Regions from separate parts of the Homo sapiens genome. Here region 2 is linked to region 1. Evidence: read pairs that join two places in POLR2A ChIA-PET (ENCODE). Cell type or tissue: PC-9. All regions are shown on one strand. Region 1 overlaps RNF169 (ring finger protein 169). Region 2 overlaps ARRB1 (arrestin beta 1).

Evidence for each region. Peaks named below come from ENCODE experiments on the same cell type or tissue, not always from the same donor. Only the 100,000 strongest peaks of a DNase experiment are listed, where the experiment ranks them.
Region 2: POLR2A ChIA-PET joins it to region 1 with 12 read pairs; 1 of 35 experiments calls an interaction of 5 or more read pairs at or near these places.

The regions. Positions count from the first base shown.
Region 1 is chr11:74,784,302-74,788,301 of GRCh38, reverse strand. All of the region lies in intron 1 of RNF169 (ring finger protein 169), which reads right to left. Among named protein-coding and RNA genes, the nearest start is that of RNF169, 37 kb to the right of the region's middle. In PC-9, no CTCF peak of the experiment used is centred here; a DNase peak (open chromatin) is centred at 1,671; H3K27ac peaks cover 324 bases.
Region 2 is chr11:75,338,646-75,342,645 of GRCh38, reverse strand. The region is part of intron 1 of ARRB1 (arrestin beta 1); the gene reads left to right. Among named protein-coding and RNA genes, the nearest start is that of MIR326, 5.5 kb to the right of the region's middle. RefSeq lists enhancers at 398-1,261, 1,709-1,898, 1,262-2,125. In PC-9, a CTCF peak has its summit at 2,736; a DNase peak (open chromatin) is centred at 1,895; H3K4me3 peaks cover 715 bases; H3K27ac peaks cover 1,757 bases.

The sequences.
Region 1 (4,000 bases):
TATGTTTATGTATATATAAACCCCCAATGAATAGAATACATATCTCTTAAGGCAAACAATTTAAAATATTGATGATACATTAGGTCATAAAGATGCTTCAAAAAATTTCAAAGAATTTGTATTACACAGACTTTGCTCTTTGATCCTGGATGCCATTTTCCAAGCCTAGTTTTCTACCTACCAAGGTGGTAATTTTGGGCTAATATTCTTTTTCAATAAATTCCTTTTCTGATTAAATTTGCCAGAGTAGATTTCTGTCGATTGCAACTAACAACCCTAGCTGATTCAATTTTTTACATGGTACCTTGAAATAACCAATAAATCAGTCTCTAGTAAAACTGATTAAGAAAAAAAAGAGAGAAGATAAAATTATATTAAGAATAAAAAGTTCTAAATACAGGCAACAAGGTGAGTTTAAATCTCCAGAGACTATTGAAAGAATGCTGTAATGAATATCTTGCATATATATCATTTTACATGTCTGCAGATGTACCCATAGGATAAATTGCTAGAATCAGAACCCCTGGGTCAAAGGATACATGCTTTTTGAGAGGAACACCAAATTGCCCCTCTGTCATGAAGCCTATATCAATTTATAGTCCCGCCAGCAATGCATGGGAGTGCCATTTCCTCACACCTCTTTTTCACTTTTTTTAGAGATGAGGTCTCACAGTGTTGCCCAGGAGGGAGTGCAGTGGCTATTCACAGGCATAATCATAGTGACCTATGGCCTCAAACTCCCAGCCTCAAGAGATCCCTCTGCCTTAAGCCTCCCAAGAAGCCGATCTACTCACATCTTTTCCAACACCATGAGTGCTGAAACCTTTTCGCTTTGCTAATCTAACAGATGAAATTTTGCATTTTATATGCTTATATTTTATGAGTGAAATTGAGTGTTTTTATATGGTTAAGAGTAATTTGCATTTCCTTTGATATGAAATGCATATGCATTTCCTTACTCCTACTTGTATTAACTTTTTCTTCTTGATTTGTTAAGAAAAATTAGCTTTATGTTACATGACTAGCAATACTCTTCCCGGTGTATCAATTGTGTTGACTTTGTTTATAGTGGTTATTTTTATGTAGTTATATTAATCAAACTTTTCTTTTATGGCTTCTGCGTTTTTTATTATGTTTGGAAAGACTTTCCTTTAGGCCAAGATACAATAACAAATTCCATCATATTTTCTTCTGGTAGAATGCATAAGATTCTTCTCAGATCTGCTTTTTAAAAATTCTAAATCTTTATTTTTATTTGAGAAGCAACATAAGGAGCATAATCTTATTCAGGCTTATAAATAAGTATACTATCCAACACAAGAAACCAAAAATATTTTAGCAATAGCCTGGTAGAAATGGTAATTTTCACTTACTGTTGGAGAATTTGCTTTCTCCAAAATACTTCACTGATATTTAGTACAAAATGTTTCAAGAGCTTAACATTTTCATTTTTTACACAGTAAGCCTGATCCCCAACTTAGAAGGTTGAGAGCCTTGGATAAGTCAGTCTCAACTTCCTCTTCTGTAAAATCAGAATACCCATCATCACAGGTTATTATAAGGATCAGATGAGTGCAATATGAGTAAAAACACTTTGCAAACTATTTTAGCCAGTAGAGTGGCATGCAGCAGAATTTACTGAGTATAAAATTGTCTCTGGTACTGGTGGGACAGCATTCTTTAAATTGTGGTTTGGTTCAATTTACTTGCAGGTACAATCTATAAGAAACAAAGATAATCTCCAGGAGTGGTGGCTCATGCCTATAATTCCAGCAATTTGGGAGGCTAAGGTGAGAGGATCTCTTGAGGTCAAATGTTCGAGACCAGCCTGAGCAACACAGACAGACCTCATCTCTGCAAAAAACAAACAAACAAAAATTAAACAAAAAAACCCCCCAACAATTAGCAGGGCATGATGGTGCACACCTATAGTCCCAGCTACTCAGGAGGCTGTGGCAGAAGGACTGCTCGAGCCCAGGAGTTTGAGGCTGTACTGAGCCATGATTGTGCCTAGGCAACAGAGCAAGACTTCAACTCTTAAAAAAAAAAAAAAAAAAGAAACAGGCCAGGCACAGTGGCTCACGCCTGTAATCCCAGCACTTTGGGAGGCCAAGACAGGCAGATCACAAGGTCAGGAGATCAAGACCATCCTGGCTAACATGGTGAAACCCCGTCTCTCCTAAAAATACAAAAATTAGCCAGGTGTGGTGACAGGTGCCTGTAGTCCCAGCTACTTGGGAGGCTGAGACAGGAGAATGGTGTGAACCTGGGAGGCAGAGCTTGCAGTGAGCTGAGATCGTGCCACTGCACTCCAGCCTGGGGACAGAACAAGACTCTGTCTCAAAAAAAAAAAAAAAAAAGAAAAGAAAACAAAGATAATGTTCCAACTACTTTGATACATATATTACATGAAAAGTTAAATTCACTTTGGGATATTAAGAAATCTCAAAGTTCATATAAGACCAAGGAGGAACTCAGCATAATGACTGAAATCTTACTATGCCTCTGGCTTGTTTGACTGCAAAAGGTGATGTGCAGGGGTAGAGGTAGGGTACTAATTTACAGTCACCAAAATTAGTACTGATATTAATCAGTTTAGTTGGATTAAGATGAACAATGTTTAATGCTTTAAGGATCATTTTTTGCCCCAACAGGACTGTGCTATATTAAATGACACCGTGCCCAAAAGCTCAAAAATTACATAGAAAGTAAAGTACTTCTTGAATACTAAAACAGTTAAGCATAAAAGGTTGTGAATTGGTCCAAAGTGATATTAACTTAAACATTTAATCCTACGTTCTATCTTAGCTGTACCCTCTAAAAATGCTAAGAAGGAAAAAAAAAATCCTCACTTTTTTTTTGTGGGCTTGCAAAAAGAACGTAACATTAGGTTCAGATACCTGCTCTGTCAATTAAGCGAGAGTATTTAGAAATGTCAAAACTTGAATGATGGAGCCTTGGGAAATTTTATATATAATATATATAACATATATATATATCTCTAATATATATAACATATATATATCTAATATATATAACATATATATCTAACATATATAACATATATATAATATATATAACATATATATATCATATATATATATCATATATATATCATATATATATATCATATATATATATATAAAAATACATGTTGAAGCTTCTCTTTGCCTTAGTCTTCCTGTCTATCAAATGGGGATCAAAATACCGGCCAAGCTACCTCATAGGAATGCGGAAGAGCACAATTAAAAGTAACAGTAGTAGTAACCAATGAAGAATCCCCATAATAAATAAGTAAAAACAGCTAACGTTTAATGAAAAGCACACTCTATGCTAAATGTTGCATGCATGCATATGCACAAGTGCACACATGTACACGTACACATACACAGCAAAGAGTTGACACAGCAGGCCTGTCTATCCTTTTCTTTCTTTCTAACACATCAGTGGGAGAAGATGTCTATCCTTAAAAAGGCCTGCTTCCAAGGCTTGCCCTTGGCTGGTGCCTAGAAACTTGGATGTTAGGAGGGTTCCCACCCTCCTTAACTGATGAGTTGTTCACTGTACCTAAACTACAGAAACAATATAATTATGCCAAACATCTGCTTTCCTGCGGGGAATCTGAAATTCTAGCACATGCTAGGTAGAGGGTGCCTATGTGATCAGCTAATATAAACCCCAATCACTAAGTCTCTAACGAGTTTCCCTGGTTGAGAACATTTCATACGTTGTCACAACTCCTCGCTAGGGTATTAAGCACACCTTGTGTGCCTCCACTGAGAGAGGACTTCAGAAGCTTGTGATGGGTTTTCCCCAGACTTTGTCCCACACACCTTCTCCCTCTACTGATTTTGCTCGGTGTCTTTTCACTGTAATAAATCACAGCACAGAATACAACTACGTATTGAGTCCTTTAAGTCCCCCTAGCAAATCAGTGAACCTGTGGGTGGTCTTGGAGACCTCCCAACACACACATACAACACATGTCATGAACTGAAAA
Region 2 (4,000 bases), 550 kb before region 1:
TGGGAGAGTAGGGAGTCCCTCCTTAGGATGGACATCTGGGTCTGGCTGCAGTCCCTCCAGTGTGGTTTGACCCGGCCTGAGGAGGGGACCATGGTTTCCGATGACCCACCGGTGATCAAGGAGCTCTTTATTCAGCTGGACAGCCTCCCTTGGCTGGCAGAGCACAGAGCTCCCCATCGGCTCCCCACTGGGCAAGTACTCAGAACCCACCTAATTACTGGGGACAGAATTCTGGGCACTGCATCCAGCAGGCTGCGGTCATAATCAGCTAATTAAACCACCCAAGCATTGCTCCTTGGCCCAGAGCAGAGGGAAGGGGGGTGAGGTGGTGAGGCTGGGAGGAGATGTAACAGGGGAGGCTCAGAAATGGGTCTGCAGAGCAGGGCTCGGAGAGGGAAGCAGGAAGTGCAGAGGGAAGGTGAGAAAGAGGGAGAGAAGTGGGCAGATGCCCAAAGGTGCCATCTGAGGAGAGCACCCAAGTGGGGTGAATGGAGGGAAGGGGCTCTGGCCTGGGAGACAGGGATCTCACTTCTTCACTGTCCCTGTGCTGCCATAGGCAAGCTGCTTTTCCTCATTGGGCCTCAGTTTCTCTATGTGTCAAGCAGGAAGTAGGAGAGGCTTTGGCCTAGAGGCTCCTCCCTAGGACCCTTTCCTTCTCTCGTTAGGAGGGGAGAGGGCGTGAGCAGCAGTGTGATTCTGGCGGGACAGCTTGGCCTCTGGCAGCCCTGCCTTCTGGAAGTGGCAGACAGTGTAGGAGTCTGAGCCAGCCTAGACTGGGTGGGAAGGGAAGACAGTTGGGAGCAGCAGTCTGCCCACCTGGCTCCCCAAGCATGTCCTGCCCTTGAGCCTTGGTCCTGTCTTTGGGACTGTCCTGTGGTTCCCAAACTAGTCCTCAGCGAGGGACTCTTTAAGGCCGAGGGCTCCCTCCCCAGGGCTGGGCAGTGTCATTTCCATCTGTGTAGGAATTGCCCAAGTAGCACCCTCAGAGAGTGTGGAGGAGGGGCTCCCAGAGCTAGAGGCAGGAGGTTTGGAGTTTGGAATTCAGAGTTAGGCAGACTCTGCTCTACTGCTCACTTGCTAGCTCCATGACCTTCAGCTTGGGTCTTAAACTCTCCGGCCTCAGTTTTCTCCTTTGGGAAATAGGTATAATAATATTAATGGGGTTTCTGTGGGCAGAGAGGGTAAGGGCTTCATAAAAAGCCATTGTCGGCCAGGCATGGTGGCTGACGCCTGTAATCCCAGCCTCTTGGGAGGCTGAGGTGGGCAGATGACCTGAGGTCACGAGTTCGAAACCAGCCTGGCCAACATGGTGAAACCTCGTCTCTACTAAAAATACAAAAATTAGCCAGGTGTGGTGGCACACACCTGTAATCCCAGCTACCAGGGAGGCTGAGGTGGGAGGATTGCTTGGACCCGGGAGGTGAAGGTTGCAGTGAGCTGAGATCTTACTATTGTACTCCAGCCTGAGTGACAGAGTGAGACTCTGTCTCAACAACAACAACAAAAAAGCCATCATCATTCAAGACTGAGGGTGGATCTCAGCTCCTTCCCTCTCCCATGTCCCCTTCCTCCTCTTTCATCCCTCTTTTCCATGGTCCAGGGTAGTGTACACAGCTGAGTGCGCGGGGGTGGGGGCACAGGGAGTGGGGGCTGTGCCGGCCAGCGGAGAAGCTCCAAGGAAGGCAGGAAGGGAAGTGAGATTGCCCAGGGCCAGCAGCAGCAGTGTGGTGCTGGGGCTGCTGGCGCCACTCCCCTCTGGCCCCTCACCCACGGCAGATTCTCTAGGAGGAAGTGGGGAGAGATTGGGGAGCAGGAAGCTGGGGGCGGTTGTGGAGGGAAGTCCCTTGGCATCCTGGCCCCAGGCTCCTCTTTCTTAACCCTCACCCCTGTGCAGAGCCCCGAGCCTGGCTTTCTGCCAAGGGAGCCAGCAGGCCACTGTTTCACACACTCAGAAAACAACAGCTTTCCTGGTTCCCAACCCCAAGTAGGAGGTGCCTGCTTGGAGCTCAGGCACTTGGAAAGCAGCGCCTGCTACAGGGTCTGCCAGGTCTGGAGGAGGCAGCAAAAGAGAAGAAAGACCCCCAGCCCCCACAGCCTCTCCTCGTAGTGCTGGGCTGAGATATGCCAGGGACTCTGACTCCAAGGCAGCTGGTTACATAACTGAGCATGCCTCCCTGCTCCTTTCCTCCCTGTTTCCCCAGAGGGGCCTTGGAGGAGGTGCTGCATTGCTCAGAATTCCTGCACCCAGAAGGTCGTGGGGAGCATCCCCCTGCCTTGGATAGTGGTAGTGCCGCCCACACTGTGTAGAATGGTGAGCCATGTATGCTTCCTCAGTGCAGGCCTCTGGGGTTGGCTCTGAGCATTGTCCCCTCCAACTCTCTTGGGAGCAGAGCTGCAAAGCGGGGAAGCCTCATTAGAGGAAACAGGCCTCGTCCTGAGATAATTTGCCTGCAAACTGCCCCCAGAGGGCAACTGGCCTCTGCAGCCAGAGGAACAAATAGCTAGCATTTTACAGTTTGTTCCATTCAATTCCACAAACATTTCTCCCTCCACTCAAGGCATGTCCCGAAGTGGCCGGGCCTGTCCCAGTGGTGTGTCTCTCTCCGAGTGGGAAGGGGATTTATGGAGCAGCTCTGCTCTGCCTCCCGCCTGAGGCTGCCCTTTCTCCGAAGTTGAGGGCCTGGCCTTCCCAGGTTCTGGGTGGCAAGAAACCTCATGACATGGAACACTATCTCCCCGGGCCTCGGGCTAGGAGTTTTCAGGGTTAGCTTATATCGTTTCTGTTAGGCCATCGCTGCCCTCCTGAGGAGGTTCCAAGGAACAAAGCTTTCTCTCTGTGCCACACCCCGGGCCCTGTGCTGGGCACCTGAAATATGAAGAGGACCCAGACAAGTCTCTGCCCTCATGCTGCTCAGATGTATTGGGAGAGAGGAAATAGATGATCTCAACAGCTGCCAGAAGAGGGGTAGTGGGCATCTGTTTATAGCAGGGACAAAACAGGGCCAGAGGTTAAGGATCAGAGGCAGCTCCCCAGAAGTAGGGACTCACGACCTGGTTGGAAAGTGCGTTTGTGTGAGCCAGAGGTAGTACTCTTCCTGGCAGTATCTCTGTGACATGTGTTTTCATCCAGGACTGACTTCCTTCAGCAGACTTGAGAAACCTACTATGTGCCGGCATAGTGTCAGGCACTGGTTTCATCTGCTGTCAGTAAGGAGTGTCTTGGGAATGCAGACTGCTTGAGGACAAAAAAACTAGGGTGAAAAGTGAAAGTTCTGCCACAGGGCATCACAGTAAGTGTTTCTGCCTGGAGAAAGAAAATGGGGTGGGTATATCAGGAGACACTGGGCTCAGCAAACCTGCCATTGGAAACCAGGGTCTACTGTCCTGAGGGTATGGAGAGGAAAGCTTCCCTCTAGCCCAGGAGACACTGCAGAGATCTGATGGCTCTTCCCAGAGGAGCCCATGGGCATGAGACAGTTGAGAAACTATGTCTTAGGAGAAACAGCTCCAGGCTTTGGGGCTGGCAGCCAGGGGCCATGTGCGCTGGTCTCTACAGATTGGAGGGCTATCTTTGGGCACACTGAGGCCACGTGGAGTGGTGGAGAGGAGGCAGCAGGCTGGGGTTCTCCCCTCCCCTTTACCAGTAATTGCATGTCTGTAGGCAAGTTTTCCAGCCTCTGGAGATAATGTGTTCATCCTTTCTCGGTTACAGCTGTGCTAATTAAAGCACCCAGCACATTAGCAGGGCTCATCACTGGTTGATGTTATGATGGGTCTCTATTGCCCCAGGGTACTGGGAGAAACCTACAGACGTTTTAAAACTCAATAAGGAGATTTTTTTTTGCAACAGATTTTTTTGACATTCTAAAAATGACAAAAATGATTACACATCATAATCAAGTGATTAATATGCGTTGTCGTTTCTCCCTGCGCTGACTGTTCCACAGCAGCGATTCAGTACAGCAGTGATTCACTGTGCATACTTGAAACAATTCAGCCA